Linked DNA regions of Homo sapiens: region 2 is linked to region 1. A link is an interaction called in ENCODE POLR2A ChIA-PET data of the cell type or tissue named here. Cell type or tissue: A673. All regions are shown on one strand. Links, peaks and the distances in the headings refer to the core of each region. The heading gives the core; the rest is flanking DNA.

Region 1 (16,255 bases), core at 5,105-7,604:
TCCCAAAGTGCTGGGATTACAGACATGAGCCACCGCACCCAGCCTCCACCCTCTTTATTTAAACCCTGTTCACTAGTTTGAGTAAAATAATCAGATATGTTTTCGGTTCAATTTCCCTAGCAACACTTAAAAGTTTGAAATTTTTTACAATCAACTTCAGTAAGGCTTCTTTAAACATTATTTTGAAAATTAAAAACATTTTAGAAAAGCAAGCTAAACTGGTTGTATGACAGGTATACATTCTAAGTCATTTTGAGAGGTGACACCGTGCTGGCAGCCCTCGCTTGCTCTTGGCGCCCACTCTGGCCACACTTGCGGAGCCCTTCAGCCCACCGCTGCACTGTGGGAGCCCCTCTCTGGGTTGGCCAAGGCCGGAGCTGGCTCCCTCTGCTTGCGGGGAGGTGTGGAGGGAGAGTCACGGGCAGGAACCAGGGCTGTGCGTGGTGCCCGTGGGCCAGCACGAGTTCCGGGTGGGCGTGGGCTCGGTGGGCCCCGCACTCGGAGCAGCTGTCTGGCGCCGCCAGCCCCAGGCAGTGAGGGGCTTAGCACCCAGGCCAGCAGCTGTGGAGGGTGTGCCGGGTCCCCCAGCAGTGCTGGCCTGCCAGCACTGCGTTCAAATTCTCACCGGGCCTCAGCTGCCTCCCCGCGGGGCAGGGCTCAGGACCTGCAGCCCACCATGCCCGAGCCTCCCCACCACCGTGGGCTCCTGCACGGCCCAAGCCTCCCCAATGAGCGCTGCCCCCTGCTCCGCGGCACCCGGTCCCATCGACCACCCAAGGGCTGAGAAGTGCGGGCGCACAGCACGGGACTAGAGGGCAGCTCCGCCTGCATCCCCAGTGTGGGATCCACTAAGTGAAGCCAGCTGGGCTCCTGAGTCTAGTGGGGACTTGGAGAACCTTTATGTCTAGCTAACGGATTGTAAATACACCAATCAGCACTCGGTATCTAGCTAATCTAGTGGGGACTTGGAGAACCTTTATGTCTAGCTAAAGGATTATAAATACACCAATCAGCACGCTGTGTCTAGCTCAAGGTTTGTAAATGCACCCATCAGTGCTCTGTGTCTAGCTAATCTAGTGGGGACTTGGAGAACCTTTACGTCTAGCCAGGGGATTGTAAATACACCAATCAGCACTCTGTGTCTAGCTCAAAGTTTGTAAATGCACCAATCAGCACCCTGTGTCTAGCTCAAGGTTTGTAAATGCACCAATCAGTGCTCTGTGTCTAGCTAATCTAACGGGGACTCGGAGAACTTTTGTGTCTAGTTCAGGGATTGTAAATGCACCAATCAGCACCCTGTCACAACAGACCAATCAGCTTTCTGTAAAACAGACCAATCAGCTCTCCGTAAAATGGACCAATCAGCAGGATGTGGGTGGGACCAGATAAGGGAATAAAAGCAGGCTGCCCAAGCCAGCAGTGGCAATCTGCTCCAGTCCCCTTCCACGCTGGAAGCTTTGTTCTTTCACTCTTTGCAATAAATCTTGCTGCTGCTCACTCTTTGGGTTTGCACTGCCTTTAAGAGCTCTAACACTCACTGCAAAGCTGTAACACTGCAGCTTCACTCCTGAGGCTGGCGAGACCACGAACCCACCAGGAGAAATGAACTCCAGACGGGAAGAATAAACAACTCCAGATGCACCACCTTAAGAGCTGTAACACGCACCGCCAAGGTTTGCAGATTCATTCCTGAAGCCAGCAAGACCACGAACCCACCAGAAGGAAGAAACTCTGAACACGTCCGAACATCAGAAGGAACAAACTCTGGATACACCATCTTTAAGAACTGTAACACTCACCACGAGGGTCCATGACTTCATTCTTGAAGTCAGTGAGACCAAGAACCCACCAATTCTGGACACAATTTCATTTGGTGAGCAGTCCAGATTACATGTGTGTACACTGTAATGATCAGCTAAGGACTGACTGCTTTTAGCTCCTTCACCCGTTCTCACCTCTGAGGTTCAGTAATAAATGGCTCCTACCAACTAACTGAAGTATCAATCAAAATCTTAAAGGTATTCATTCATTATACGGTATTTACACCCCCCTTAAAATGCAAAATTTATAGTTTTATTAATACAAACATCCAGACAAGAAAATAAGCAGACTAGCAAGATAAAACCAGAGCCTTCAAAAATTACACAAAGCATACAAATATGTAGGCCAAATGGTTAAAGTGAGCCATAAACTTGGCCCTACACTCTAGTGACAAAGCAAAAAGGGAAAAATGATCAGTTACAAACTGGACATGATCAGAGGGTAAATTTCAGGGAAAATAAATTTCTCCTGGTACTCAAATCTAAGAAATATTTCTCTAGTGGATCATTCTATACATGATACACTGGGGTCTTCAATAATGTCCCTGAAAGATATGCTGATTCTTATTGCATATAGCATATATAGTAAAAACATAATGCTCTCTGATAAGGTGGATAAATTTTAAAAATAAAGCCTAGAAAGTCTGTTCAACAGAACTTTCTGTAATGATGAAGATGCTCCATATCTACACTGTCAAAGATAGTAGCCATTAGCCACATATGGCTAGTAAGCACTTGAATTATGGCTGGTATGACTAAGAAACTGAATTTTAATTGTATTTCACTTTAATAGCCATATTACAGCAGCAAATATCTACCCACTGGACAGTACAGGTCTAAAACATTAGTTATCAAACTTTTTTTTTTAGCAGTGGAACCATTTTGGGGTTGGCAAACATATATAGAATCTAACACATTAAAAAAGATAGTATAGTATATATACTTGTAAGTTCAATCTAAAATATTTATAGTCAATGAAAATATGAGTATTCCAATAAATATTAGAAATCGAGGATTTTAAGTGAGAGTTATGAAGTTAGATCAACCCCAGGAACCACTTTTATTTCTGTATTTTGTTTGGATGCACTGCAGTGCCCACGTGGGACTTCTAATTACACATTCTGAGCTACTCAGTTACCAAGGCCACAATCAGCAGCCATTTATCTACTCAGGAAGCATAGAAGAAAACACAGCATGCCAACAGGGCGGTTTCAGGTGTTTCTCTTCATGGAAGGAGCCCCCACATGAGCCCACACGGCCATCCAGGAGCTATTCTCTCTGGCATCCAGCTGACAGCTCAGGGGCAAGGAAATGAAAATCACAAGGGTGGGCCCAGGTACCATGCTGGTTTGGTGCCACTCTGGGAGGCCGAGGTGAGTAGATCACTTGAGGTCAGGAGTTTGAGATCAGCTTAGCCAACATGGTACAACCCTGTCTCTACTAAAAATACAAAAATTAGCCAGGTGTGGGGTGGCGGGCATCTGTAATCCCAGCTACTCGGGAGGCCGAGGGAAGAGAATCGCTTGAACCCGCGAGGTGGGGGTTGCAGTGAGCCAACATTGCACCATCGCACTCCAGCCTGGGCAACAGAGCAAGACTCTGTCTCAAATAAAACAAAATAATATAAAATAAAATCACAAGGGTGGTGCACAGACATGCTGGCTTAGAAACTTTGTGCCCCAAGCAGAAACCAAATATCATATAACGGTGCTAGTCACGGCGTCCAAGGTTCCCACAAAGGACATACCCATTTCTGAAAAGTCAGTACTTCTGGGGAAGCTACAGCTTCTAATCAGGAATTTAGAGTTCACTTACAGTTCCTCCCAGTCCAGATATGTTTACCAAACAGAGGTCACTTTCACCACAACAATGTTGCCTGGTAACATGGTGAACATTTCCCTTTTACCAGGGGTTCAGGAGAACTGAGTAGAGAGTTAATCTAAGGTCAGATTTGTCCTTAAAAAAATGAAAAATGGTTTGTTAACTCTTTTTTTTTTTGAGACAGAGTCTTGCTCTGTCCCCCAGGCTGGAGTGCAGTGGCGCGATCTTGGCTCACTGCAAGGCTCCGCCTCCCGGGTTCACGCCATTCTCCTGCCTCAGCCTCCCGAGTAGCTGGGACTACAGGCACCTGCCACCACGCCCGGCTAAGTTTTTGTATTTTTAGTAGAGATGAGGTTTCACTGTGTTAGCCAGAATGGTCTTGATCTCTGACCTCGTGATCCACCCGTCTCGGCCTCCGAAAGTGCTGGGATTACAGGCATGAGCCACCGCGCCCGGTCACTTTCGTTAATTCTTTAGCAACCTTCATGATTAAAAAAAAAAAAAAAAAAGAATCCCACATATCAGGAATAGAAAAGAACTTGCTTAACTTAAAAACAAAAACAAAACCCTACAACAAAATCACACTTAATGGTTAAATAATGGGAGTATTTCCTTCAAAAGCTACGAAATGCAAGAAGGATGACTACAATCATCACTTTTACTTAATAACATAATAGAGGACTTAGTCAACATTAATAAAAAAGACAAAGGAAATATAAAAATTTAAATGATGTAACAAAACTGTCTTCATCTCCAAGTAATCATTATCTATATAGAGAATTATGAAGGAAAACCATTAAAACTAATAAAAAATAAGTTCATCAGTATTGTTAAAAGATCAAGATACAAAATTAATATAATTCCTATAAGCCAAAACATCACATTGTAATTTCAATAAGAAAAGCTACCTATCATTTAAAGCAGCAACTAAAGCTATAAGCTTTCTAATAATTAGTCTAACAAAAAAATCTTCAAGAGCTTTATAGAGAACATTATAAAGCCAAGTAAGTTGAGAAATACATTATATTTGTGGATGGAAGACTTAATAAATATCCCTAAACTGAACTGAAATACAACATGATTACAATCAAAATCCCTACAGGGTCTTTCATGGACCATGGTAAGCTGATCCTAAAATTCATAAGAAAAAAGGGCCAAGAACAGTCTTGACAAATTTGAAGAAAACAGGCAGCCACTCTCTAAAACTTTAAGTTATATGAAACAATGATAAGCAAAACAGTAAAGATAAATGAAAAACAATAGAGCACCCAGAAAAAGACTCACGTATGTTCAGAAATTTGATATATGATGGCAGTAGCACTGCAAATCAGCGGGGAAAGGACAGACTATTGAACAACAGTTATCCTGAGACATAAGTTAACTATAAGAAAATAAAATCATTATCTCACATCATAGAGACACATTTTCAAGCTATAGGCTTAAATGTAAAAATAAAATTTTGACAATTTTTAGGAAAAAAATGCTCTTTAGGTAATGATTTTTAAAATAACATACAAAAGTAGAAATTATAAAGTAAAAGACTGATAAATGTGTTACTATGTTGAAGTTTTTAAAAATTCTAACAAAAGGTTCTTCAAACAAAATGAAAAACCAAACCACAGACTACAAGATATTAACAAAATACATAACAAAAAGGTATTAATTTTCAGGATACATTAAGTCCTAAAAGTCAGTAAATAAATACAAACAACTCTATTGAAAAAAATGAGGCAAAAAATTGTGAATAGCTAGTTAACAAAAAAGGAAATCACGGTGAAAATAAACATAAGATGTTCAAGTTCAGTACGATGCAGTTTAACACTACGATGAAACAGCATTTCGCGTCAGACTGGCAAAGTATCACACTAATGAAAGAAAGTTACACTGAGTCAACCACTCTGGAGAGGAATTTGGTAATATCTAATAAAGATGAGATACGCATACCTATAGCCAAGTAATTCCACTCCTGAAAATGTACACTAGAGAAATTGGCACACGAACATAAGGAGGTACATATCAGAATACAGGTAACTGCAAAAAATTGGAAACAATTCAAATGTGAATCAGGAGAATATGCATACAATATAGTCTCATAATGAAATATCTTATATATGAGTATTACGTATATTTATGAAAGAAATAAGGACAGCTACAAGTATCAAAGAAGAATAAAGAATCAATAGAGTAAAAAGGCATCCTATGGAATGGGAGAAAATATCTGCAAACCATGTTATCTGATAAGGGGCTAATATCCAAAATATATAAGGAACTGCTACAACAGTGGCAAAAAAACCCCAAATAACCCACTGAAAAAATAGACCAAAGACTCGAATAGGTATTTCTCCAAAAAAAAAAAAAAAAAAAAAAAAAGATATACAAATGGCCAAGGCGTACATGTCATCAAATGCCAATGAAAACCACAGTAAGATGTCACCTCTTATATGTTAGGATGGGCATTATAAAAAACAAAAACAAAAAACCCAGAAAATAACAAGTCTTGGTGAGGATCTGAAGCAACTGGAATCCTTGCGCATTGTTGGTGGGACTGTAAAATGGTGCAGCTTCTATGGAAAACAGTATGGAGATTCCTTAAAAAATTACAAATAGAACTACAATATAAACCAGAAATCCCTCTTCTGGATATTCATCAAAAAAAACTGAAATCAGAATCTTGTAGAAATGCTTGCACCACCCCCTTGTTCACTGCAGCATTAATCACAATAACCAAAAGGTAGTAACAACCTAAAATCCATCTTAAATGAAAAAACAAAGCAAATATGGTGTATACATACAGTGGAATATTAGCCTTAAAACAGAAATCTCGTCGTAAGTTACAACATGGATGAACCTTGTTGCTAAGTGATGGATATTACGCTAAGTGAAGAAGGACAAATACTGCATGAAACCACATAGATGAAGTGTCTAAAGTAGTCAAACTTACAGAAACACAAAGTAGAATCTGTTGCCAGACTGGAGGGAGGGAAAAATGGGCAGTTGCTATTCAATGGGAACAGAGTCTCTGCCATGCAAAATGAAAAGTTCCAGAGATCTTCTGTACCACATTATGCTTATAGTTAATACTGTAGCATACACAATAATTTGTTAAGAGGGTAACTCTCATGTTATGTGTTTCTTTTTTCACAATAAAAAAAAAATGTTAGGTGAAAAGACTAGCTGCAGAGGCCTACGATGAAACATGGTTTATATAAAGTTTCAAATCATAAAAAATAATGTCTTACATACATAACGATGAGGGCCACGTGCCGTGGCTCACGCTTATAATCCCAGCACTTTGGAGGCTGAGGCGGGAGGATCACTTGAGATTAGGAGTTCGAGACCAGCCACATGGCGAAACCCTGTCTCTACTAAAAATACAAAAATTAGCTGGATGTGGTGGCGCATGCCTGTAATCCCAACTACTCGGGAGGCTGAGGCAGGAGAATCGCTTGCACCTGGGAGATGGAGACTGCAGCGAGCCGAGATCATGCCACTGCACTCCAGCCCGGGTGACAGAGTAAGACCCTGTCTCAATAAAATAAAATAAAATAAAATAAAATATATATAAAATGATGCAAATGTAAACAAAGGTAGTAAAAGTATAAAATATGTTTGGAAATGTTAAACACTAAACTCAGGATAGTGGTTTCTACTGTAGAGGAAAAGAGCAGAATAGAATCAAAAAGAGCTAAATAAGAGGTCTCTATTTCGTCTCTATTTTTTTTTAAATCTAAAGCAAATATTACAAAACTGATGGTATTTGATAGCTTAGTCTATTTTTCTATATGTCTAGAATATTTTATTAAAGAAATAAATTTTTTAGAACTTAATACCAAGAATATTTTTTTCCTCCTAAGAAATGAGTATGTTTCACCTTCTCTAATAACAAGTTTCCATGATGTGCCAGGGACAGACATTATAGCAAAATTGAGAGACAGTGTCTGTGTGTGTGTGTGTGTGTGTGTGTGTGTGTGTGTGAACTCTTTTCAGAAGAGGTCTCATAGATTACAACACAGGGATGTGGCTTAAATAAAAATGTTAAAAATTATTAACATAATTGATGCTATTTGTCATTTTGCACTAGGCATCAATAAAAACATGAAGCAAATCTGAATTAAAATCAACACATGTGCAACCTTTTTTCTCAGTTCTGATTTTCTGTTTATATGCTATTTCATTTTATGTATTTGTGTGGTAAAGTTGCCTCAAACCCTCTGTGAAAAAAAAGGCAAGCTATTAATTAAAAAAAAGAAACATCCTTTAATAAATATTCTACCAAATCCGTACAAGGAAACACAAAACAGAAGACTCAGGTGGAATGAATGTGAACATTGAGATAGCAGCCTTGGGACCAGGTGTCAACACAAATGGTTCCATTCCTAACTTTCATAAGAAAGGCTCAAACATAGTGTGGGCTATATCCAAGTTCTCATCCTTTTGGCCACAAAAACAAACCTAAAAACCCTAAGGAATATGACAGTAATAGGAGATGTCGGAACTGGCAGGTGAGAAGTATCCTGTTGATTTAAAATGCCCCCCAGATGATTCTCATATGCTTCTCCCCACCCCCCACAAAAGCCCACAATCCCTGACCCAGTTGACACCACTAAATTAGATTTAAATTAGATTTATTCTTTAAATTTGTTAAATATTCAACAAATAGTTTATTGAGCACCTACTCTGTCAGTGTGAGGAAGTGAGTGTCTTTATACTTCTGCACAATTAGAACTGGGAAAATTTTACTAGGACTTGTGTTAAAGGACAACCTTAAAACTTAAAAGATGACTGAACAGATAGTGAGGGACTTACCTCCCCTGAGCTATGTGTTTACATTTCAGAAGGATGATGAAACCAGGACTGTGGAAATCTTCCAGGGGTTATAAACTCAAGTCTGTTGTCCTAGGTTATTGCTATAATAATCATAATTTGTCCCTGCCCCAGAAACTCTGCATCTACTTTCAGGATAACATGAATAAATATAGGTGTTCAAAACTTATCAGTCCCCAGGTACTATGCTGGTTTGTAGGCACATCTCATAACAGTGATCAAGGTGAAGTTCCTGCTCTCATATAGAGTTTACAGTCAATTGTGGTCCTGAGAAGCAAATAATCTATTACTACGTGGTGTGGTAAACGCATGGCAGGAGATGTTGTCAGAGATCAGGGAAATCTAAACTGAGAGCTGATGGTGAAGAGTTAGCCAGACGCCTTTGTCTGAAAATAAGAGAAAATCCCAAGCCGACAAAGCCTCACTATCTTCACATAACAAGAAATCCCAACAAAGGATGGCTCAGCAATGCAGTAAGGCCCCCGCCCCAGCTGTCTTTCTGCCCCGCTCCATGTGGCGATGATGCTTGGGCTAGCTCCCTTCATGGCTGCAAGACAGCTGGAGCTTGGCCCACAGTGGGCAGAACTTCTCATCCAACTCTTTTTCACCAGGATGGCAAACCTTTCTGGAAGCCTCCACCAGGCTTCTCTTTATGTCTCAAGGGACAGAACTGGGTCACATGTTCATGCTCAAACCTATCAACTGGCAAGAACAGAACCTTCCTGACAGCCGTGGGCTGTGACTGGGGCCTGAGCCTAGCTTCCCCAGAGCATATGGGTATACAGAGAAGAGTGGATTCTTAAGCAAAGTGGAGGTTCTGCTAGAAAAGAAGAGGGCACTGGAAGGTTACAGGGAAAGCGACCCATGGGATGTGCTGTAGTCATTAAAGTAATATTTCCTTTGTTTAGAAGGAATTTACGCTATTTGGCATTAACAGGAAATGTAAAGAAATAAAAGACCACCTTGTACTTAAGCAACAGCACACACATAGAATTTTAATAGAGAAAAACTAGAAATAAATGAAATTAATATGGTGTAAATTAAATAACACAAAGCTGAAAGATCATAGAGTAATAGAGGTAGATCAGGTTTTTAATAACCAGAGGCAGTTCTGAAAGAAGAGAATTATAAAATGACAGACGCTGCTTTATGTTTAAAGGCACAAAGGTAAAAATTTAGGGGAGACAAGGTAAGTTTACTCAGCCGTAACAGAGACTGCAGAACACTGAGAAAATGCACATGCAAATATAAAGCTCTTGGGGGCATACCCGAGTGTCTGTCTTGAGAGCCAAGGTTTAGCCCAGGTAAAGGCACCCGATATGTATGTCTAGAATGAATGAGTGAATGAATGAATGGAGAGGCTTGGACTTGAAATACTATTTGACAGGAGACTACTAAAGGTTGCTTATCATAGGACACGTGTGACGAAACCATTTCTGATGAAAACTCTTGCTTTCAATACATAGAATGAAGTGGAGGAGTACAAGATATAAAGCGTCATTAGAAGGCTATGAAAGTCATCTGGACATAAAGTAATCAGGGCCTGGACTGGGGACTCAAGAACTAAAAATCAGAAGTGCAATGGAAAAAAGTGGTGGTTATACATCAGTATACCTACTCTGCTTGTTTTATTTACTAAGAATGTCACAAGCATATAAGAAAGTGGTGTTGCACATTTTAGATTCATTTGTTACTGCATTATGAAAAACAGGATGGCATTTTTAATCTAGTTTATCTGATCCTGAATTTTAAGAAGGGTTTACAGCATTTCAACTAGACTACTTACCCTTGGTTTCTTTTCCAATTCCAATAGGAAATCTGCAGGACTCAATCTGATTCCACCAGAATCATGATCTCTGTGGCCTCCTACTGCTAGCTATCTAGAATGGCAGCTTTTGTGTATTTAATACTTAAAACAGTTCTGTAGCAAATTGTTCTATTAATGAAAATAGTAGAGACTCCTTCTGCCCTCTAGTTTTTCTCCCATGTATGTAATAATGACGACCCCAAAAGTAACATCTTAGACATGATTCACAACCAGACCAAATCTATGATTGAGGTAAACAAAATATATACAAAGCTAAGAGTCATTAATTAGATCATTCATGTCTCCAACATCATTTCCTGTAACAATCAATGAGAAGCAATTCACAGATTCCTTCTCAGCTGGGTGCAGTGGCTCATGCCTATAATCGCAGCACTTTGGGAGGCTGAAGTGAGAGGATCGCTTGGGGCTAGGAGTTCGAGACCAGCGTGGGGAACATAGCAAGACCCTCCTCCCAACCCCCCCCCCCACCCATCTCCATTATTTTTAAAAAGGTATTTTTAAAAAAAGAAAGAAAGAAAAACAATTCTTTCTGTTTTAACTATTGTTTGCACATATCTTATATACCATGTGGTCTTCATTTCACCCCTGGCACCTTTACTTACCTACTCTGCTTCTTCATGACTGGTCACGGTAAAAGCTAATTAGTGCTTCTGCCTGTCAGAAGACTCATTCTTGACAGTTCTTGCTGACAAGCAGTCTTAGTCACAAACAAATAGGGCTTCACGTTCAGCCAGACTCTAAGTCTCACCGTCCCTCTGGGAGGCAGCAGAGAGTTCCAGCTAACTCGAGAAAAGACAACACAGCCAGAGAGGATGGCTGCCTGCAGGCTGACAACGCTGTTTCAGAGCACCCTAACACTTTCGACACAAGTAGATTACACCGGGGGAAGAGTTTAGGGATGAACACGGGAAAAGTACATAAAATCTAAGCAAACAAACAAAGCCCTCCTCCAAAAAAAAAAAAAAAAAAAAAAAGAAAAGAAAAGAATTATTAACACCAGGGAAAACAAAAAGTTGTGCTGGAAAGAAAAGGCAACCATAGATTATATAACTCAGCTGGGAATAATGTTTTCAAAGTCCTAACAATGTAAATGCTGAATTATTCAAAATGTAATTATAATGAAAAGAAAAGGGCTATGCACATGGGGTGGGGGTGCATAAGATAAATTCTCCTGGCCGGGGCGGTGCCTCACGCCTGTAATCCCAGCACTTTGGGAGGCCGAGGCGGGCAGATCACGAGGTCAGGGGATCGAGACCGTCCTGGCTAACACGGTGAAACCCCGTCTCTACTAAAAATACAAAAAAAATTAGCCGGCGCGGTGGCGGGCACCTGTAATCTCAGCTACTCGGGAGGCTGACGTAGGAGAATGGCATGAACCTGGAAGGCGGAGCTTGCAGTGAGCCGAGATGGCGCCACTGCACTCCAGCCTGGGGTACAGAGCAAGACTCCATCTCAAAAAAAAAAAAAAAAAAAAAAAAGATAAATTCTCCTTTATCATGAGAGGTCAAAGGTAATGCCTAACACTGAAAAAGTAAGAAGAGGATAGAGCAATGCCTGTTTAGAGAGCTGGAGGTAAACAAGCAGAACAATCCGCTCTAAGAGTTGAGCTCAGAGAGCAAGGGATGGGGCAGGAGTGACAGCGGGGAGACTGCTGGTCTTTGTAACAAGCCTTGTACCTAACAAGCTCTTGGAATATGCGGGTTGTGTGCATGTACAACTTTAGAGTTAAATTAACACTAGTTTAAAAGTGGCCAAGTAGAGACTAGAACCCAGAGTTGCTTAGTTTAGTGCTTGTGCCACTGTATAATACCCTTTATAAAAAATTACATATATTTTCCACTCTTGAATATAGAGAAAACAATGATATTTTATCAAAACAATGTAATGTACTATTGTTCTTGTCAAGGGTATTGTGTTTTCATTTCATGGACAAAGAAAAAAATCAAATATTCAGCAGTTGAATTGCAGACATACCAGTCTATAATAGGGGCAGGGAAAAACACAATATTCTTGAGTAAGACCTTCTCTGTTAAGGGGCACTCTTTTATTACAGAAACACATAAACACACACAATAAAATACAATGAGGTATCTCAGCACTTTGGGAGGCCAAGGTGGGCGAATCACTTGAGGTCAGGAGTTTGAGACTAGCCTGGCCAACATGGTGAAACCCTGTCTATAATAAAAATAAAAAAATCAGCCGGGCACAGTAGCGGGCACCTGTGTTCCCAGCTACTCGGGAGGCTGAGGCATGAGAATCGCTTGAACCCAGGAGGCGAAGGTTGCAGTGAGCCGAGATCACGCCATTGCACTCCAGCCTGGGTGACAGAGTGAGACTACATCTCTATACAAAAAAAAACCAAAAAACAACAACAACAAAAAACAATGAAGTAAGCACCATAACACTTCCTTGCCCTGCCTTGGTTTCCGCATTTTTTTTTTTTTTTTTTTGGTTTTTTTGAGACGGAGTCTTGCTCTGTCGCCCAGGCTGCAGTGCAGTGGCGCGATCTCGGCTCACTGCAAGCTCCGCCTCCCGGGTTCACGCCATTCTCCTGCCTCAGCCTCCCAAGTAGCTGGGACTACAGGCGCCCGCCACCACACCCGGCTAATTTTTTTTTTTTTTTTTTTGTATTTTTAGTAGAGACGGGGTTTCACTGTGTTAGCCAGGATGGTCTGGATCTCCAGACCTCGTGATTCCCCCGCCTCGGCCTCCCAAAGTGCTGGGATTACAGGCGTGAGCCACCGTGCCTGGCCGGTTTCCTCATTTGTAAAATACCTATAGAGTTTTGTGAATATGTAATGAGGCAGTACCTATATAGTGCTTGGTGCACTTCCAAGCAGGTAGTAATTACCTGCTAAGTCATAAGAAAAATAAGTCCAAATAGACAAACTCATGTCTGTTTGATTTTAAAGCCATGCTCATTCCTTTACATCACATTTCTAAAATAATCCTATTACCACCTTATTAGACAAAACACTGATTTTGATTTTACTCCTGGGTCCACGTGGCATTAAATAAGACACATTGTGATACATATGTATAAAACCTGAGGGTTAGAAAATATTTTCCAGCTCTCTATTTACAAATATTTTATTTATTTAGAAATAGTCGCTTAAAATATGTCTTAAGAATTTGCACAATTAGAAGTGAAGTTCCTGACTTATCAGGACATAAAACTTGTAGTCAACTATTTTCAATAACCAGCAAGTAAATGATTTGTCACTAGATGGCACTGTATTGGATAATATTTTTAAAAACCTTTTTTAGCACAATGAGATCCAACTTGATTTGTCAAATTAAAAGAATATTTTCTTAGTCACAGGATGAGATAGGAGGTCGGCACAGGATACAGGTCACAAAGACCCTGCTGATAACACAGGATGCCATAAAGAAGCCGGCCAAAACTCACCAAAACCAAGATGGCAATGAAAGAGACCTCTGGTCGTCCCCGCTGCTCATTATACACTAATTATAATATATTAGCATGCTAAAAGGCGCTCCTGCCAGCGCCATGACAGTTTACAAATCCCAAGGCAATGTCCGGAAGTTACCCTATATGGTCTAAAAAGGGGAGGAACTCTCAGTTCCGGGAAATCTCCACCCCTTTCCTGGAAAACTCATGAATAATCCACCCCTTGTTTAGCATATAATCCAGAAATAACTGCAAGGATACTCAGTCAAGCAGACCAGGCCGCTGCTCTGCCTATGGAGTAGCCGTTCTTTATTCCTTTTCTTTTTTTGAAACTTGCTTTCACTTTAAAAAAGGAATATTTTCTTTCCAAAGGAGAGGGTAAGATTAAATTACTTCTGTTTTTTAAGTTATTTCATGGCTTTAAAAATTGTTAGGGTTTAATGGAAAAGAAAATAATGATATAATCAAGTTAAATGTCATTTTTAAACAAATCTGATACCTGAATAGTAAATAACTATTCTGATATCTTTTAAGCAGAAATAATTACAAATATCTCTCCTGTTTCCAGTATAACAAATAAGTACAAACACATACTTAACTGCACAACTGCAGTTTGTACTGTTAGCATTTGGTTAAGGGGAACTACATTTCCCAGAATCCTTTTCTATACATGATTCTAGGCTACAGCTAGAGGAATTCAAGAGGTATTCACTTGAGATTGGGAAGGAGGAGCTGCAGCAGCAGGCACTGCTCTCTCAAGTCATTATCCTCTTCGTGGTTAGAGGTGACAGACACAAATGCTGGCAGGGCCCAGCGTGTCCTAACACACCTCTACTCTGCTGTCCAGGTCTCCCTCACAAATATTGAGCCTATTGGTCAACAAGGGCTCCGGGCCCACCACCAGATGCGTGGCAGGAGACAAGGAAGTGACATTCAAGAAATAGTTCCTTATTAACCAAGGTATGTTTAGCAAGCTATAATAATGCAGTACATGAGTGAGGCACCTCCTCACACGGTAGCTTCAGTGTGTTAATAACGTCCTATTAATTGTACAGAATTATATAACCTTTTGTATGGGTCAAATATTACATAACATTTTTTTTTAAAGAACAAACCACATCCCAGGCCAGTCAGTAATCTATTTAAATATTTAGAGATAAGTAAGTTGAGACCACAATGTCTGAGCAAAAGAGTCAGCTAAGGAAATCCAACTTCACCACTCCTTTATTATTTACCAAATTATTATCTGGTTGTTTCTTTCATTTTGCCTGAAAACTTTCTAATATTACAGACTCCGATCCTTAACAGCCAGCCAAACTCCTAAGTCTGTGAGCCAACCACCAATATGGCTTAGTCTTTAATTTACTTTCAGTGCTAATAAACTAGATCTAGTGCTGGAACCCATAATGGGTGCAAAAACAGACTCAATAATTGTGTACTAAAATAATTAATGATTAAGTCATCTTCATATCAGATGAGTCTGATTCAACTCCCCTAATGGCAGAGTTACCACAAAGTAATACAAACAGGCCAGGCGTCCCAGCACTTTGGGAGGCTGAGGCGGGCGGATCACTTGAGGTCAACAATTCGAGACCATCCTAGCCAATGTGGTGAAACCCCATCTCCAAAAATTAGCCGGGCACGGTGGCAGTGTGTGTAATCCCAGCTACTAGGGGGACTGAGGCAGGAGAATCGCTTGAACCCGGGAAGTGGAGGTTGCAACGAGCCAAGATCACACCACTGCACTCCAGCCTGTGCGACAGAGCGAGACTCAGTCTCAAAAACAAAAACAAAAAACAAAGTAATACAAACAAAACATCAAAGCAAACAGAAAAATACAGTCCACTTTTGTGGATAAAAAAATAAGGTTCTGTGTCTGCCATGTTGTTTCTTGTTTGCCTCTGGCAAGTCATCCAGTGACATACAGTCTGAGTGATTGCTTCCAATATAGGTAACTCCCCAAGCCATACCTCTAACACTGGACATCAGCAAAGCCAGAACCCCCTGGGTCCATAAAGCACCTCTGTTCATTTGTGTGTGTTGTCAGTGTTCAGAGAGGGCTCACTATGCTCTGGGGAGTCTTCTAAACCCTTTACAACCATTATCTCATAGGCCTCCAGCCATCCTTATGACATAGGTACTATTATACATATCCTGGTGTTGACATGCACTAGATATATAGCCTTGGAAGGTTTAGTAGAGATTGAGTAGCTTTTTCCAAGGCTATACATCTGGTACATTGCAACACCAGGGTCTGAACCAGCTTGGGTCTGACTGCAGAACCCCAGTTCTCAACCATTAAATGATGGTCCATCGCCTCCACCCCCATTACATGAGAAAAGAATAAACTCTGCCTGATTTATCTTTATATCCTCCAAAAGTATGTAATGAACTTGTATTTAGTATGTGTCAACAGTTATCTGTTGACTAAATATATTCTGAGTGAGAAAGTTAGCTGAGGTACTACTGCCTTTTATCAAAGAATAATTCCTGCTCCAATTTAAACTAGAGAAGACAAGGCTTCAGAAAACCTAACAGCAATGCAGACAA
Region 2 (16,255 bases), core at 289-2,788, 190 kb before region 1:
TGCTCCATAGAAGTTGAAGAAAAACGCTTTCCTAAACCTATTATTTTCACTTGGAGATAACTTGGATCCAAAGGATTACTGAGATTTTGGGGTCTAGGGAAGAAAATAGACTAGCTCAGAGGCCAAGTAAGTCACATAATGGCACTAATGAGATGCTAATGTCGCTTCCGGAATGAATTCCTTAGACTGCATCTATGAGTTAGGGGTTTTTGTGAGCTTTACTTAAGACTCTCCTTCCCTCTACTCCAAAGGTAAGGCTTTGTACTCTGAGTTCTCCTTGGCAAATTATTTTTTGCAGCAGTTCTTTTTCGCCGTCATGGTATAGTTCTTGGTATCATCTTATTAGGTGGCCTGTTGTCGTCCCTTTTTGTGTTCTAGGCATCCAAAAAGATACTTCATGTACCCAGGCCACCTAATTAAAGGGGTGTGCACTGTTTTTATAAACTGTTATAAAAAATTTTATACATTAAATTGGAATGACAATACAATGAATTCCTAAATCCATACTATCTAAATTCAATAACTATTCCTTTTTATCATGTTTTGCTTTAATTATATGTAATATAGATACATATTTTTTGCTGCATTGTTTGAAAGTAAATTGATAACCACCCATACATACACTGCTCCTAACTACTTTGAGGTCGTTCTATAAAATGAAGACACTCTTCTACATAACCACAAAATCTTACCATACCTAAGAAAACAAACAATTCCTTGGTACCCACAAATATCCAGCCTACATCCAACTTCTCCCACTTTCTCCAAACAAAAGGTTTTTTATAGGTTTTTCAAACCCAGATCGCATCAAGGTTGATTCACTAAGACTCTTTGGTCTCTTTTAGCCTCAAAACACTACCCAACCTTTTCTTTGGCTTGTTTTATCATGACATACCACCTTGTGAAAACCAGGCTCCAATCCTGGCTGTACCATTCACTTAGTCTGTTCCCTTGGCTTGTATTTAAGAACTGAACTTTAGTTTCTCCGTCTGACTTTCCTCATATATCATCCTCATTTTACAATCTCACTATGTGTATTAGAAGAACATCCAATTACCACGTGCCTGTGGTTGATGATTCCAAGTGGGTTCAGTGCTAATCAGTCAGGAGGTGCACTGCAGGCTGTTTACCTTGGGTCTGATTAGCATAACATTCTTGTTCCTCATGGGCTTGGCCAGTTATCTTTTCATAAGGAGATCCCAGCACAAACTCATCCTTTATCATCATGGAGAAGCATCCACAGCACATACCTATTGCTGCTAGGCTGGTTTTTAAAAAAAATCTCTGTGAATAAGGGAATAGAACACCAGGGCTATGGAGATGCGTGGCAATCATTTCATCAAAGATGTAAACAGCTTGTTGACTGCAGTGAAAGGCACATACTTTGTGAAGTGACAGGCAGTGACACATTTCAAGTGGATAGTAAATTTAAGCACCAAAACTGGGAAAAGTGCCAGGACAGAAGAATCACTGCAACTCTCAAATAATGGTTTCACTAATTCTGTGATTCCTTTAGGGACCCCCTGCATCCTTCTGTATATGCTACTCTAATTCGCAGTATCAGTGACTGAAGTACAAAAGAAGCAGCCAGATTATTCTCATCAGTTACAAAACTCTAAAGTCTGCTTATTTTTGATAAATAACTAGTCACAGTGTTTGCCTACTGCCTAGAAGTTTTTTCAAATGATTGACACTTCAGTTATGGGGAAAATTTTTCCTGAAGAATGAATTTCTTTTACTTATGTCTGATAAGATCATATATATCTCATACACCAAATACATCACACACACTATATATTCAACCATGCCCTTAGCAGGGCCAAACAAATATGCTAAGTTTTTTACATTGTCTTTATGTATGCTTCTCAAAAATTCAGCAGAAGGCTAAGCGTGGTGGCTCATACCTGTAATCCCAGCATTTTGGGAGGCTGAGGCAGGCAGATCACTTGAGGTCAGAAGTTTGAGACCAACCTGGCCAACATGGTGAAACCCCATATCTACTAAAAAAATACAAAAAAAAAAAACCAAACTAGCCAGGCGTGGTGGCACATGCCTGTAGTGAGGCTGAGGCCGAGGCAGGAGAGTTGCTTGAGCCCAGTAGGCGGAGGTTGCACTGAGCTGAGATCGTGCCATTGCACTCCAGCCTGGGTGACAGAGCAAGCCTCTGTTTCAAAAAAATTAGCCGGGTATGGGATGCCTGCAATCCCAGCTACTCAGGAGGCTGAGGCAGGAGAATCACTTGAACCTGGGAGGCAGAGGTTGCAGTGAGCCAAGATCATGCCACTGCACTCCAGCCTGGGCAATACAGCCAGACTCCATCTCAAAAAAAAAAAAAAAAAAAAAAAAAAAAGGCCAGGCACGGTGGCTCACGCCTGTAATCCCAGCACTTTGGGAGGCCAAGGCAGGTGTATCACGAGGTCAGGAGTTCAAGACTAGCCTGGCCAAGAAGGTGAAACCCTCTCTCTACTAATTAATAATACAAAAATTAGCTGGGCGGGAGGCTGAGGCAGGAGAATTGCCTGAACCCGGGTGGCAGAGGTTGCAGTGAGCCAAGATCGCGCCACTGGATTCCAGCCTGGGCAAAAGAGTGAGACTGTCTCCGAAAAAAAAAAAAAAAAAAAAAATCAGAAGAATAAAGGTATGATACATTATTTTGCATCTGTGGGCTCTTCATATTAGCCCAGTGTGACAAGGTCATTTGGTATATCTTCCCACATTGCTTTTATGTCCTTGGGGAGAAAGTGGGGTACTGAGTTGGCAAGTAGTGACCACGCCAGGTACTCCTGTGTGGCAACAGCTGAGTAGTGGCAGTCGATTGTTTTCTGTGACATGAAAAGCCAGCAAACTGGCTTAAGGTCACTTCCCCTGGGGTTTGAGGATTTCACAAGGAGAGCTCTATCTGAGCAGGACATTTCTTTAAGAACGTAGCTTTGAAATGTTCGAGACATCAGGACAAAACAGTCCCAACCTGAGTATTGAGGCTGGACTACAGATGCAACTGTTACGCAACAGAACACACTGTGATAAGACATCTTGAGTTGGGTCCTTGTTTTCACATAAAGCAAGAGGCTAGTTTCCTGAAAATAAGTCTCCATGAAGAGACTGGCTACCCAGTTAACGGCAAAAAACCCCCATGGCTCACTAGTAAAGAGATGGAAGAAAACCAGTTGATAAATTAAAAAGGGCTCATTCATTCTCTTTCCAGGGCATGCATAGGAGAACAGAGTGAGACAAGTGGGATCTGCTTATTTTGTTGAGTCTTTCAGTGACTTTCAGCTGCAAGGGCAACTCTACTGAGAAGGAAAGATTTCACTCAGTAAACATTAGCATGTTTCCAACCCTGCCTAGCCTCTCATTTCCAACAATCAACTTGATTGTTCTGTATTTTTAGGCCAGGATACACTAGGGCTGAATTTCTGTAACTCAGGATGTTCTATTTTAATCATCAGCAATTTTAAGGCATGGCAACATCTGAAAGAAAAAAAAAACGTAATGACTCTTTCTTACACACAGAACATGCACTTAAAATTGTCAAAACTCTCCATCTCCAGCATTAAAACAATCATCTTTCAAGAACAAAATCCTTTCTCAGTGTCTCTCAGCCCACAAGCCATGAGAATGTGTCTCCATTTCAAAACCCAGTCTGTACCGTCATGCTTCCGCTGTTTCTCAGCAAGCTGCCTTTCTTTGTAACTTTTTTCTTCCAAATCTGATTGATAGTGAAGCTGGAGCCTGAGATGTAAATTAATAAACCACACCAGGAACTCCTTGCATGGCAAAAGCTGAACAGTACAAATCCATTGTTTTCCTGGATGTGAAATGCCAGTCTGTTCTTGCATGAGCAAACTGGATTAAAGTCACTTTCCTTGGGGCCTGCGGATTTCACAAGGAGAACTGCATCTGAGCAGGACACTTCTTTAAGATGTAGCTTCAAAATGTTTGGGACATTGGACACAATAGTCCTAAGCTGAGTATTCAGGCCGGACTATGGGTGCAACTGGTACTGCCCTGACGAGGGGCCACACAGCTCTAAGTCCTTCTTTGTTGCCCCATGTGCCTTGAATGGATGTTTTCTTATAGGAAGCGGATGAACAAGTTAACACAGGATCTGGCTGGGCTGCTTACTAACTATGTGATCCTGGGCAAATCATTTAATTTTTCTGAGCTTCGGTATCCTGATCTGGAGAATGGAGATGCGAATTTCTATATTGCAGTGGTTGTTAGGGTCATATGTAATGCAGTCTGTAAAAACAGTGGGTCACTTTTAAAGCACTATGTGAATGTTTGGTGTTTTATCAGCTGGATCAGAACACTGGAGTGCTTTTGAGGGAGAAGGCCAAAATGAACTGAAAAGTGATGGGAAGTGTACTCTGTGAAATAGTCATAGCTTCCATTTTTGGAACACTTAACGCATGGCAGACACTATGCTATGTGCTTCACATGGACTTTCTTGGCATTCACAACCACTAACATGGTTGGTGGTGGCATCTTCGTCTTTCAGAAGAGGGGCTAGAGACTTAGAAAGGGTACATGACTTCACTTCCTCTTGGTCACAGAGCTGGAGTGGCAGACTGGGACTCAAACTCCAACATGCCTGATTGCCAGCCCAGGCATTCAGCCAGCACTCTTTACTGCTCTGTCCTTTATACCATTCAGCGCATCTTCACATGGACCTCTGAACAGTCACTGGCCCCAAGTCTCAGGGTTTCATCAGTAAGTACATGAGTAAACCATGAAAGCCAGCTTTGGTCATGAGGAGTAGAAGTAGCACCAAATAGCTCACCAAGAGAAAGGGAGAAAAATTGGAAATTAGCACAATTTGGCTTGCACTGAATGGTCAGAAGACCTGGACCCTCCACCACACTTCTGACATGCAGTGTGACCTTAGGCCAGTCCCATCTTCTCTAAAGCTTCATTTTCCCACTAACCTTAAAGAAGTTCAAGTCAAAGAGCACAGTGATGAGTCCCACAGATCATGCTTGAGATGGTGACAGTGTTAAAATACTGACTCCAAAATACAGCCTGGCAGTTTATCTTCTCGAGTTTCCTGTTTCTATGACACTGTACGGTGAGATGGCCAAATGCAGACTCCAGAGCCAGAATGCCAAGCTCTGCCACCAGCTCCTCACACAACCCTGCACAAATCACTTTAACTCTCTGTGCCTCAGTCTCCTCATCTGTAAAATGAGGGTAATAGGCCGGGTGCGGTGGCTCACGCCTGTAATCCCAGCACTTTTGGAGGCTGTGATGGGCGGATCACGAGGTCAAGAGATTGAGATCATCCTGGCCAACATGGTGAAGTCTCGTCTCTATAAAAATACAAAAATTAGCTGGGCGTGGTGGCATGTGCCTGTAGTCCCAGCTACCTGGGAGGCTGAGGCAGGAGAATCACTTGAACCTGGGAGGCGGAGGTTGCAGCAGTGAGACGAAATCGCGCCACTGCACTCCAGCCTGGCGACAGAGTGAGACTCCGTCTCAAAAAAAAAAAAAGATGGTAATAACTGGACCTAGCACATAAGGTTGTTGTGAGGATTAAATCAGGTAAATATGATGAAGCCATCTGAACCAGTGTTAGCACAATGTAAATATTCAGTAAATGGTAGCTATGATAATAAAAGTAATACATTAGTTTTCAATAAGCACATTATAAACAGAGATGTGGCTAAGAGATCCACCACAGCTGGTAAATGGAGAGGGTGCAGAGATCCTGCTGTCACATGCTTTGCCATACATTGACATATTCTGGAGTAACTGACTGCAAAGCTGAAATGGCATCCCCAACTGAATTTACTGAAATTCATATATTTAATATTTTTGACTGCCTTCTCTTCTTCCCAGTCTAAGACCTGAATATGGGATCTATACCCTTGTTTTTAAGCAGGAGTTCATGTTATAGATTCTTCCTGACCGTAAACCGGGAGTTGGGTGGTTGAGAGAAAAAGAGTAGAGATCAAATACTAATGATCATTTAAAAAAACATATCAGGCTTGTCAGGCACGGTGGCTCACACCTGTAATCCCAGCACTTTGAGAGGCTGGGGCAGAGAATCACTTGGCCCAAGTTTGAAACCAGGGCAACACAGGGAGACTCTGCCTCTACAAAAGAAATTTTAAAAAACTAGCCAGGCGTGGGTGGTACACGCCTGTGGTCCCAGCTACTTGGGAGGCTGAGGTGGGAGGATCGCTTGAGCCTGGGAGGTTGAGGCCGCAGTGAGTTGTGATCACACCACTGTACTCCAGCCTGGGCAACAGAGCAAAACCCTACCTCAAAAAAGAAAAAGAAAAATGTACTGAGGAATCATCCAGGGACAAAATAAAACTCCCTTGAGGTTGACTTATAAGCAGAAGCCTCTACTTACGTAGGTGTAAAAGCAGTCTGTTAACAGATATTTTCCAGGCACAGAAATCCTCAGGAGGCATTTGTTCAGAAGACCTGCACCTGGAATTTAAATGACAGTATGAGCTCCTAGGAAATCTCCTGGAGTAACAGCAGAAGAAAAAGTCAGTTGTTTTCTCGTAAACATGTTTCTCCACCAGTGTCACCAACAGATGCATTTTTAAAAACAAGAAATAGAAAGCACCTTCTCTTTCCTGCTTAAGACACACAGGTTGGGAAAGTTCCTGTACAGTGAGCAACACATGCCCCCTCATGCTGGTGCTCTGTGCGGGAGAAAACGTGAGGTGTGGCCGTTGCTAAGGAAACCGCTGACACGAGGCAGAGCAGCAAGGTTTGCTCAGCAAGGTGTCTTAGGAAATAAAACACAGTCTAAGCCTATAGATCCCATCACAGAAGAAAGGCAGGCAAGGATCCCGCACAGGAGACGGTAGAAGGCTTCTATTTTCACAACTGATTCTGCAGCCTCGTGCTGTAGCAGTACAGGCTGCAGAAGGTTTGTGGAGGGGAGCGCCGGTCTGCAAGGACGGTCTGTGACGGCTTCAGAATCAGGTGGAGGGCAACTGAGAAGAATGGAAACCACCTCACATTCTCTCCTACCTGGTCTAACTTTACAGACGAAATGCATCTTTCAGCTGCATCACAAGAGAGGAAGCCAAGGTCGTAGGGTCTTCATTTCTGAAAACTGATTGTTCAAGTAAATCCTTCAGTCGTCCCCCTGATGCGACCTGCTAGGGAAGCTGGGAGTGCCTTCACAGTGGCTCCAAGGGGGTGTCCTTATAGGGGATTACATCTCAAGACACATTTTACCCAGCAAGAGGCTGCATGACTCAGCAGTCTGATGAAGAAAGCTCTGTTAAGTTACCACCAATTGCAATTTCTAAGTTAATGATTACAGCTCCACCGAGGAACCAGAACACAGCTGAGGCCACAGAGCATTCCCCGTGCTTACTGGCCAGTGGGGATGATGTTGCCCAGATGTGTGGGTCGGAGCTGAATGGTGAAGACAATGATTTGTGATTCGCAGGTGGACTCTTTAAGCCAGGTGCTACTGAACATGCTCTTCAGTGACTGGGAAGCTCTCAAGAAAGATGATATCACAACAGGAACAGATTATGTTGGGAAGATTCTTGAGAGTTGAGATTAAAATCCAAGAGGAGCTCGGCCAGTAAAATAAATGGTCAGAAAAAGCCATTTGATACTGTCCTACAACAGAAAATACATCTAAAAAATCAAGCTGAGAAGTACAGATGGGAAGGAAGAGGCAGTGGGGTAAAACAACAATCAAACCAACGTGAAGCTACCGAACACACAGAATTCTGGAATATTTAAACACTATCATAATAGCATGTTTCCAAAATTGTCTGATTATAAAAATGGGTATAGAAAACCAACGTCAGACAGGAGCTCTTTCATTTTTTTCTTTTTTTTTTTTTTTTTGTGAGATAGTCTCACTCTGTCACCCAGGCTGGAGTGCAGTGGCATGATCTTGACTCATTGTAACCTCCGCCTCCTGGGTTCGAGCGATTTTTTCTCATGCCTCAGCCTCCCAAGTAGCTGGAGTTTTAGGCGTGTGCCACTACACCCAGCTAATTTTTGTATTTTTAGTAGAGATGGGGTTTTGCCATGTTGGCCACGCTGGTCTTGACCTCCTGACCTCAGGTGATCCGCCCACCTCGGCCTCCCAAAGTGTTGGGATTATAGGTGTGAGCCACCGCGCCCAGCCCTCTTTCACTTTTCAACAGTAACTGAAGTCTGTGTCAGATTGTGAGGAACACCTGTCTGCTGCTTTCTGGAAGCTTTCAGTATTTGAAAAAGTGGCTAGGGAAGCTGCTGGGAAGTCCTTCAATTAACCTTAAAAAGCATGTAATAAAACCTAATTATAGAGCATGCTTCTTTCATCCTCTCTGTCACTCCTTTAGAGAATGTGGTGACTTTCTAAGCCACTGTCCCTGCAACCTCCTAGGATTTAGATGTATGAACATTATTTACAGATGGGAAAAACAGAGCACTGAAAGTTTTGGTCAAGAAAACCGTACGGGTTAGTGATGGGGTTTCTCAATTGTGAAGACCTGAGCTTGACAAATGCATTTTCAGCTTCCCAGGATACCCCTGGCTCCTCAGTGAGCACTGGAAGTTTGTCCCTTCTATAGCAGCCCTTGGCAGTTCCAGTCTAGGGGCAGAAGCCAGCCTGCCACTGCAGAGAAGAGCAGCAAGTTCCAGCCCAGCCGGCGAGCACGCTGCACTCATGGGCTTCCCAAGGCTCTGGCGGGAAGTCACGGGTCAAGTGAGGTCTTCTTAGGTGCTCAACAGTCACACTCTGGGGCCTGAAAGGTCTTAGAAGCTTATCTCTGTCAATCTCTGCTTAGAATCAAATCGATCAATCAATACCTTTTCCTTCTCTTTGCTTCTCCTACTGAGCCCCAGCATATTTGAGTGAAGGTACTTACATGTACGTAGCCTTTTAAAAGCCAAGTACTATCAAGTGAGCTCCCATTTCAAGGCACGTTTGAACTGGGAATAGAAAGACGGGCAGCTTAAGCTTTGGGATCATACAGACCCGGATTCAAATTTCACTTGTTACACAGCCTTGGCAAGCTATTCAATCCTTTTGGGGCTTTAGTTTTTTGTTTTTGTTTTGTTTTTTTAATTTATAAAGTAGAAATGATGTTAACTCTCAGAGTTGTTGTGAAAACACAGCTGACTCAAATAAAATACAAGATACATAGATTTTCAACACATTAACCCCCACCACCCCACCACTTTCCCCTGTGAGGGGATGGCACATCTAACATTTTTGGGTAAAATTTCCAGAAGATCTATACAGTCGAGTTGTTAAAAACTGGTGTGAAAGACTAAAATAAGATTAGGCATCAGTAAATCAAGGCTGCGGGTGGGTCTGGGGGCTTCTCTGGAGGGAAAGGCCAGACCAAGGGATGTCCCAACAGGAAGTTAGGAGTCTGGGGAAAGACAGATATGATCTGAAACTGGGACCAGGAAATTCCAACCATTTCTGCCTACTGATTACTCATCATTGATTCACCAAGTTTACAATTTACCAGGAGGATATGGGAGCAAACGAGAGGTAAATCCCACTGAAGTTTAAAACATAAAAATAGACAATGACAGAGGGTGTCAAAGGAAACCACAGGGCATGGCGGGGGCAAACACAGGAGGCGCCGGTCCCCGTGAGCCAGACACAGGAGGGACATGCCACTTCTTCCACGAGGGACTAACTAGCAGCAATGCTGCAGAGACACAGGTCACTTCTCAACATTCCTGGTCAAGACAGACCTCTTAAAATCATGGGTAAATATCCACCGACTGCCTCCTAGAAGCCCGCACTGTGCTGCACGCTGCTGGGGAATACTGAGGAGGGGATGTGAAATGTCTGTATGTGACCCAGGACCTAACTGTGGAATGGAGTCCAATTCTCAGGGACAGAGAAAGTGCTCCGGTGTGTCCTGCTGGTGGAGAGCACAATCGTCATTGGAGACTGGATGAGCTCAGGGCAGGCTGATGGATTATTCAGGAGAGGCTTCATAGGGGCCAGGGGCCTGAGCTGGGCTCTCCAGGGGTGCAGCCTGGGCAGGGGAGAAAGGGAGAACTCTAGGAAGGGGACGGTAAAATCATGCCAGATGTGGCAGGGGTGAAGACAGTGGGGGATTGGGCAGAGCCATGGTAGACATCCCACCGCCAGGGATCAGAGATGACAGGGCAGCAGGCGTGCGGGGGTGGAGCCCACATGTAGATCCCCCGCCCCCGCACACAGGGTCAAAGTTAGCTGGGATCAGGGATGACGGGGGGGTGAGAAGAAGCGTGGATTTTATGAAGAGTAGAAGAAACAGATGTTTGTTAAGACCTAACATGTGGGAGGCACTGCTGTGGACAGGAGTGAGTGAGACGCAGGGCCGGTCTTCATGGAGTTTACAAGCTGGCGGGGGATACAGCCCTGTGGACAGATAACTGTCATTACACGGGCTAAACACTAGCATAGGGGGAATTCTAGGAGATACAGGGACCCACAGGTATGGCACCAGACTATGGGGTCAGAATAAGATCTCACCACAGAGGTATGAGCAAAAAGAAACAGGATATGGTCTGTTCCTTTCAAGCTTCCCACAGGGGCCAGGAGCCCCTTTTGCAGGATGTCTTAATAAATGGGACATAAAGGTACCCATTTGTCTAGAGTGCAGTGTTGGCTGCAGACAGTGAACATATGAAATGATGCCCTTAAAATGCCCTTTGGCTCAAAACGAGTCCCCTTCCCTGACCCTAGCTTTAGAAATCAAAAGGAAGATGATCATGTCATGGGACCCCAAATTACACTCACACTGCAGGTGAAACACTGGGGTGACTTTCACACGCACAGCTAAGAAGGAAGCCAGTTTCCGTATGACTGCAAGTGCACAGAAAATCTAGCATGCCGAACAGGAGGAGCAGTGGAGGGGAGTGCTCGCTTAGGAGGGACCCAGGAGCATGCAGAGCCTCTGTCCTGAATCTGCTCCCTCTATGTAAGGAGGCCATGAATAAGGTACCCATTCCAAGAACAACAGCAAGGGGAGGGTTAGGAGACATTCTCATCCAATGTGAATATAAAAATCTTAAGAAGAAAACAATACCCACTGCTTTCTGTTCCATTGTCCCAGCTTACTGTGTGATTTTCTGTTAGGAGAACTGTACCCACAGCTTTAATTTGATGCATTTGCTGGATCATGCTTTTTTAAACAAATATAAAGCAGAGAAGAAAAAAAATCCAAGGTAGATTTCAGTTAAACTATCACCACCACGACTCTCCAATTCACTCCCGTGTAGAAAATGTGCATTTGTTTCTACGGAGCATGTGTAGACAGCCCTAGCTCCCTGGAAGAGAGATCTGAGGGAAGGCCATTATGGACGCACAGTGGTCTTAACACAGCGAAACTCCTCTCTTCAGTAGCTTTTTTTTTTTTTTTTTTTTTTTGAGACAGAGTCTTGCTCTGTTGCCCAGGCCGGAGGCAGTGGTGCGATCTAGGCTCACTGCAACCTCCGCCTCCCAGGTTCAAGTGATTCTCCTGCCTCAGCCTCCCAAGTAGCTAGACTATGGGTATGCCCCACTACACCCAGCTAATTTTTGTATTTTGAGTAGAGATGGGATTTCACTATGTTGGCCAGGCTGGTCTTAAACTCCTGATCTCAGGTGATCCACTCGCCTGGGCCTCCCAGAGTGTTAGGATTACAGGCGTGAGCCACCACGCCCAGCCAGTAGCTCTTTTAAAAATAAACTGGGCTGGGCATGGTGGCTCACACCTGTAATCGCAGCACTTTGGGAGGCCAAGGCTGGAGGATCGCTTGAGGCCATGAGTTCGAGACCAGCCTGGGCAACACAGCAAGACTGCATGTCTCTACAAAAAAGTTTAAAAGTAGCTGGGTGTGGTGGTGAGTGTAGTCCCAGCTACTTGGGAGGCTGAGGCAGGAGGATCGTTTGAGCCCAGGAGGTTGAGGCTGCAGTGAGCCTTGATGGTGCCACTGCACTCCAGTGACAGAACGAGACCCTGTCATACACACACAAAAAATTAAAATAAATTGCCTACTTTAAAAATAAAGACAAGGTGGGGCGCAGTGGCTCATGCATGTAATCCTAGCACTTTGGGAAGACGAGACAGGTGGATCACTTGAGGTCAGGAGTTCGAGAGCAGCCTGGCCAACATGGCGGAACCCCGTCTCTACTAAAAATACAAAAATTAGGCGAGCTAAGAGATCACAGCACTGCACTCCAGCCTGGGTGATGGAGCGAGACTCTGTCTCAAAAAAATAAAAATAAAATAAAAATTAATACAGGTGTTGGGAATGAGGTCTGGGAGGTGGCTGTCATTTATCTCTAAAATCATGCTAGAAGCTAAATATATAATCATTTTTCCTCCACGTTGTTTCCATGGGCTTAGAAGAGGGAAAAAATGGCACTTAGTGTTACTAGGACCAAAAGACAGCTCCTCCTACTAAAAGATCATCCTGGAGTTGCTTAACTGAATATTTATGACATACTAACATCCTTTGGGGGAAAACACGTTTCGAAATAATCAATTAAAAAAAGCAAAGTGATCAATGACAGCTGTTTAAACACCACCTGGAAAAATAGGATTTACTCCACAGCAGCTCCCTGGGTGCAGAGATCTTGGTGCAGATCCCATTTCGCTGACTTGCTTTCTCTCCTTAGACAAATGTGTGTGGCGGGGCTGAGTACCTGCTCATGTCCTTTTCTGGGGACGCCACACATGGCTGGTTTCTGGCCCTTGGGGACAGTGGCTCAGGTCCAGAGGAGAACCCTTACTGGCTGTAGTGTGGTGGGCACAGCAGGGGTGGGCCGGTTCACCTCCTGGCTTTGAAGAAATGGGTTCTCTCCTATGGCATCTGTGATTCCCAAAGTCCTCAATCAAGCAGGAAGGGGGTGAGTCGATGGCTCTTCCCAAGGCCTTCTCCTCCCATGGACAGCTTCTCTGTCCGAGTTCTCTCGCCGTTTCTCCCCCTTTACTCCATCCCAAGAGGCACTTGTGAGCTTCAAGGGCATCTTCTAAATATTACATTCACTCAGTGCCCCAAAGAGGACAGCCTGTTCTTAGAACATTGCTCAATTCTTTCTCCTGTGGTAAGGATTCAGTTTGTTTTATTAAGAACTAGTGTGGCATAAGTTCATTCTCATCCAAAAAAAAAAAAAAGAAGTATATCAAGTCTCTTCTTTTGGCATATAGTAGATAGAATTGTTATTATTCTTGTTTCTGTCCCAGAGCTAATACATTCACGACACACTGGCAAAGGATATTTTGAAAAAGCTGTCTATGGCAAATAACTGATTTGTTTCATTTTGTAAAAATGAAGTTCTCCTTTCTGACCCAAGTCGTTTTCTAAACGATCTCAAAGGGCAAGCTGCCTCTTCCAGCGGGAGGCTGAGGCCACGCTGGAACCTCCTTCCGAGGTCTGGACAAGAGCTGTGTGGTGCAGAGGAGGGAGGGCTGGGCCCAGAACCCAGAGGTCTGCCTCGGGCTGGCCTCTCTCTCCAGTCCTGTGACCTCTGGCTGACCAAAGCCTCCCTGGTTCCGTCCCTTCATGTCTGAAATAAGCAAGCTATATTTAATAGTTTTCCTTTTGCTCTAAAATAAGATGATTCTGAAATACGACATTAAGTGTGAGGCTGGTTTCTGCTTTGGACCTCACCTAAGGGGTTTTAGTCATAAGCCCATGCGTGGAAACTGGCCCTGCCAAAAAAGAAACATTCTGAATCATTCAAAACCATTAAGAATGTTGGCTCTGACTTCAGAAAGGCAAGATAAACAGACCCGTGCCCAGCGGGAACTCACTTACTGGATGTCTCTGTGTTTTTAACTCATCGGTGCCTGAGTACTTCCCAGGTTCCTTCGAATGGCTTCAATGTTTAACGCTGTCACATTTGTACTATGAACTCCACTTTCATAAAGGCGGGGGCAGGGGGGTATTTAATTTGGTGCTAAGTGCTCATTAATCTTTTTAGTGTGGTCACCAGAACTGGCTTTTTTGCAGCCTCTAATCCAAAAGCAGGTTAATTCTCCTGCCCCACACAGGTTATAAAGTTAAGAAAATGTGGCACATATACACCATGGAATACTATGCAGCCATAAAAAATGATGAGTTCATGTCCTTTGTAGGGACATGGATGAAATTGGAAACCATCATTCTCAGCAAACTATCGCAAGAACAAAAAACCAAACACCGCATATTCTCACTCATAGGTGGGAATTGAACAATGAGATCACATGGACACAGGAAGGGGAATATCACACTCTGGGGACTGTGGTGGGGTCGGGGGAGGGGGGAGGGATAGCATTGGGAGATATACCTAATGCTAGATGACACGTTAGTGGGTGCAGCGCACCAGCATGGCACATGTATACATATGTAACTAACCTGCACAATGTGCACATGTACCCTAAAACTTAGAGTATAATAAAAAAAAAACATTAAATAAAAAAAAATAAAAAAAAAAAGAGTGAAAAAGTTGGGTCAAAAGATGAATCTGTTGTACATGTTGGTATATGTCACTGAATTGTCCTCTGGAAATGTGCCAAATCAATAAACTCATAAATGTCTTCTGAAAAAAAAAAAAAAAAAAAAAAAAAAAAAAGGAATAAAGCTTCCCCGCCCAGCCTTTAAAGTCCTTTTCCCCTAAACAATACTCCAAAATCAATGAATCTAGAGATTCTTTGCACCGGAGTGGTTTCCAAATCAATTGACCTCTAAGCTCCAAATGCATTTTGATTCTGCTTCTATTGATCTGAAATAATAAAGGCTATGGAATTGGGATATGGTTCTGGTTTCTAGTGGAGTTTACCTGAAAAACTAGGATACCTTTGACCATCCATATTTCTAGGAAGCCCTCTGACTATCCATATTTCTAGGAAACCCTTTGACCATCCATATGTGGCTACTTTTTTATACATACAGTACTCATGCAAAATAAACAGAAAAATAAAAGAGTAAATCCCAACTTCCAGGTGACAGTTTACAGCATATCTGGCAACTACGTGGTAGAGTTTAGTGGGCCTGCCAGAGTCCTTGTGTATGCCCCAGACATAGGCATACACACACAGAGCTCAAGAAAGCTGCTCAAGAAAATGACAGTCTTTTTTTTCTTTTTCTTTTTCTTTTGGGGGGAACTTTCACTGGTATAGAACTAACTGGGCACATAATGGGTAAGGACAAACACTGAAACTTTTTTTTTTTAAGTTAAAAAATTCCAGCTGGGCATGGGGTGGCTCATGCCTGTAATCCCAGCACTTTGGGAGGCTGAGGTGGGTGGATCACCTGAGGCCAGGGGTTCAACACCGGCTTGGCCAACATGGCAAAACCCCATCTCTACTAAAAATACAGAAATTAGCCAGGCGTGGTGGTGGGCACCTGTAATCCCAGCTACTTGGGAGGCTGAGGCAGGAGAATTGTTTGAACCCGGGAGGTGGAGGTTGTAGTGAGCTGAGATCATGCCACTGCACTCCAGCCTGGGCGCCAGAGCGAGACTCTGTCTCCAGAAAAAAAAAAAAAAAAAGTTAAAAATTCCATGTTCAGAAAGCAAGAGACACGGTGTTATTTTCTCCAATTCTGAAAGCTCCCAGTGGTGACAGCATCGTTAGCCATGTGTAACATGTGCATCCAGGCAACTGACTGTCACCAGACTTCTCCATGGCCTTACTCAAACTGAGTAAGCTGGTAGTATTTCCTAAGAGTTGTCACTCAGTTGTGAAAACAGAGAGCTTTTTGTTTTTTGGAAAATCCTGATCAGCCGAAATGACTGGGTGGTCAGCCTTGCCCATCTTTTGGCTACTTAGATAAAGGCTTCTTTTCCCAGGCAAGGAGAGAGATGATGGTTAACTTGCTTTTTAGACTGAGGTCATTGCTATTCGCTGGTGTAATGAATAAGCTAGACGTTTAAAAACAAAACAAAACAAAACAAAAAACCTCCTTTCAAAAGCAACCACATTTTTCTCTTCTCTGGAAATGAACAGAACGCGTCATGAACAGAACACGTCATAATTTTTTAAACATCCATCAGTGCCCATGAAAAAAATTTTTAAAAATAATCTGAATCTCACTTGTTTATTGCCTACAATATCAATCAATGGCTTAGGTATCTCTCCGTGTTCTATTACTTCTCACCGCTCTTAATTCATGAGGTCAAACAGAATCTTAAAACATCATTAAAAAATTTCCTCCCTTTCCATGTCTCAAGGTATCTGTAAATGGACAATTTGGGTGTGCTGAAATCAAATGACTGACCAAGGCCCATAACTGTGATCACAGGTAAAATGTTTTTCTGCTTTGCCAAAAATCCGAGTTTCCTTTGCTCTCTCTGTCAAGC

The links. ChIA-PET counts read pairs that join two places held together with the same protein. Peaks named below come from ENCODE experiments on the same cell type or tissue, not always from the same donor. Only the 100,000 strongest peaks of a DNase experiment are listed, where the experiment ranks them.
Region 2: POLR2A ChIA-PET joins it to region 1 with 5 read pairs; 7 of 35 experiments call an interaction of 5 or more read pairs at or near these places.

Annotation. Positions count from the first base shown.
Region 1 is chr7:131,058,355-131,074,609 of GRCh38, forward strand. All of the region lies in intron 2 of LINC-PINT (long intergenic non-protein coding RNA, p53 induced transcript), which reads right to left. Among named protein-coding and RNA genes, the nearest start is that of LINC-PINT, 43 kb to the right of the region's middle. RefSeq lists enhancers at 535-679, 683-827, 841-985, 870-1,014, 6,903-7,047 and 6 more and cis regulatory regions at 607, 755, 913, 942, 6,975 and 6 more. In A673, for the core only: no CTCF peak of the experiment used is centred there; no DNase peak of the experiment used is centred there.
Region 2 is chr7:130,877,959-130,894,213 of GRCh38, forward strand. LINC-PINT (long intergenic non-protein coding RNA, p53 induced transcript) reads right to left here. Exons shown (of 8, transcript NR_170176.1): 7 at 6,359-6,438; 8 at 3,034-4,778. Among named protein-coding and RNA genes, the nearest start is that of MIR29B1, 8.5 kb to the left of the region's middle. RefSeq lists an enhancer at 8,519-9,718. In A673, for the core only: no CTCF peak of the experiment used is centred there; a DNase peak (open chromatin) is centred at 1,453; H3K4me3 peaks cover 706 bases; H3K27ac peaks cover 1,330 bases.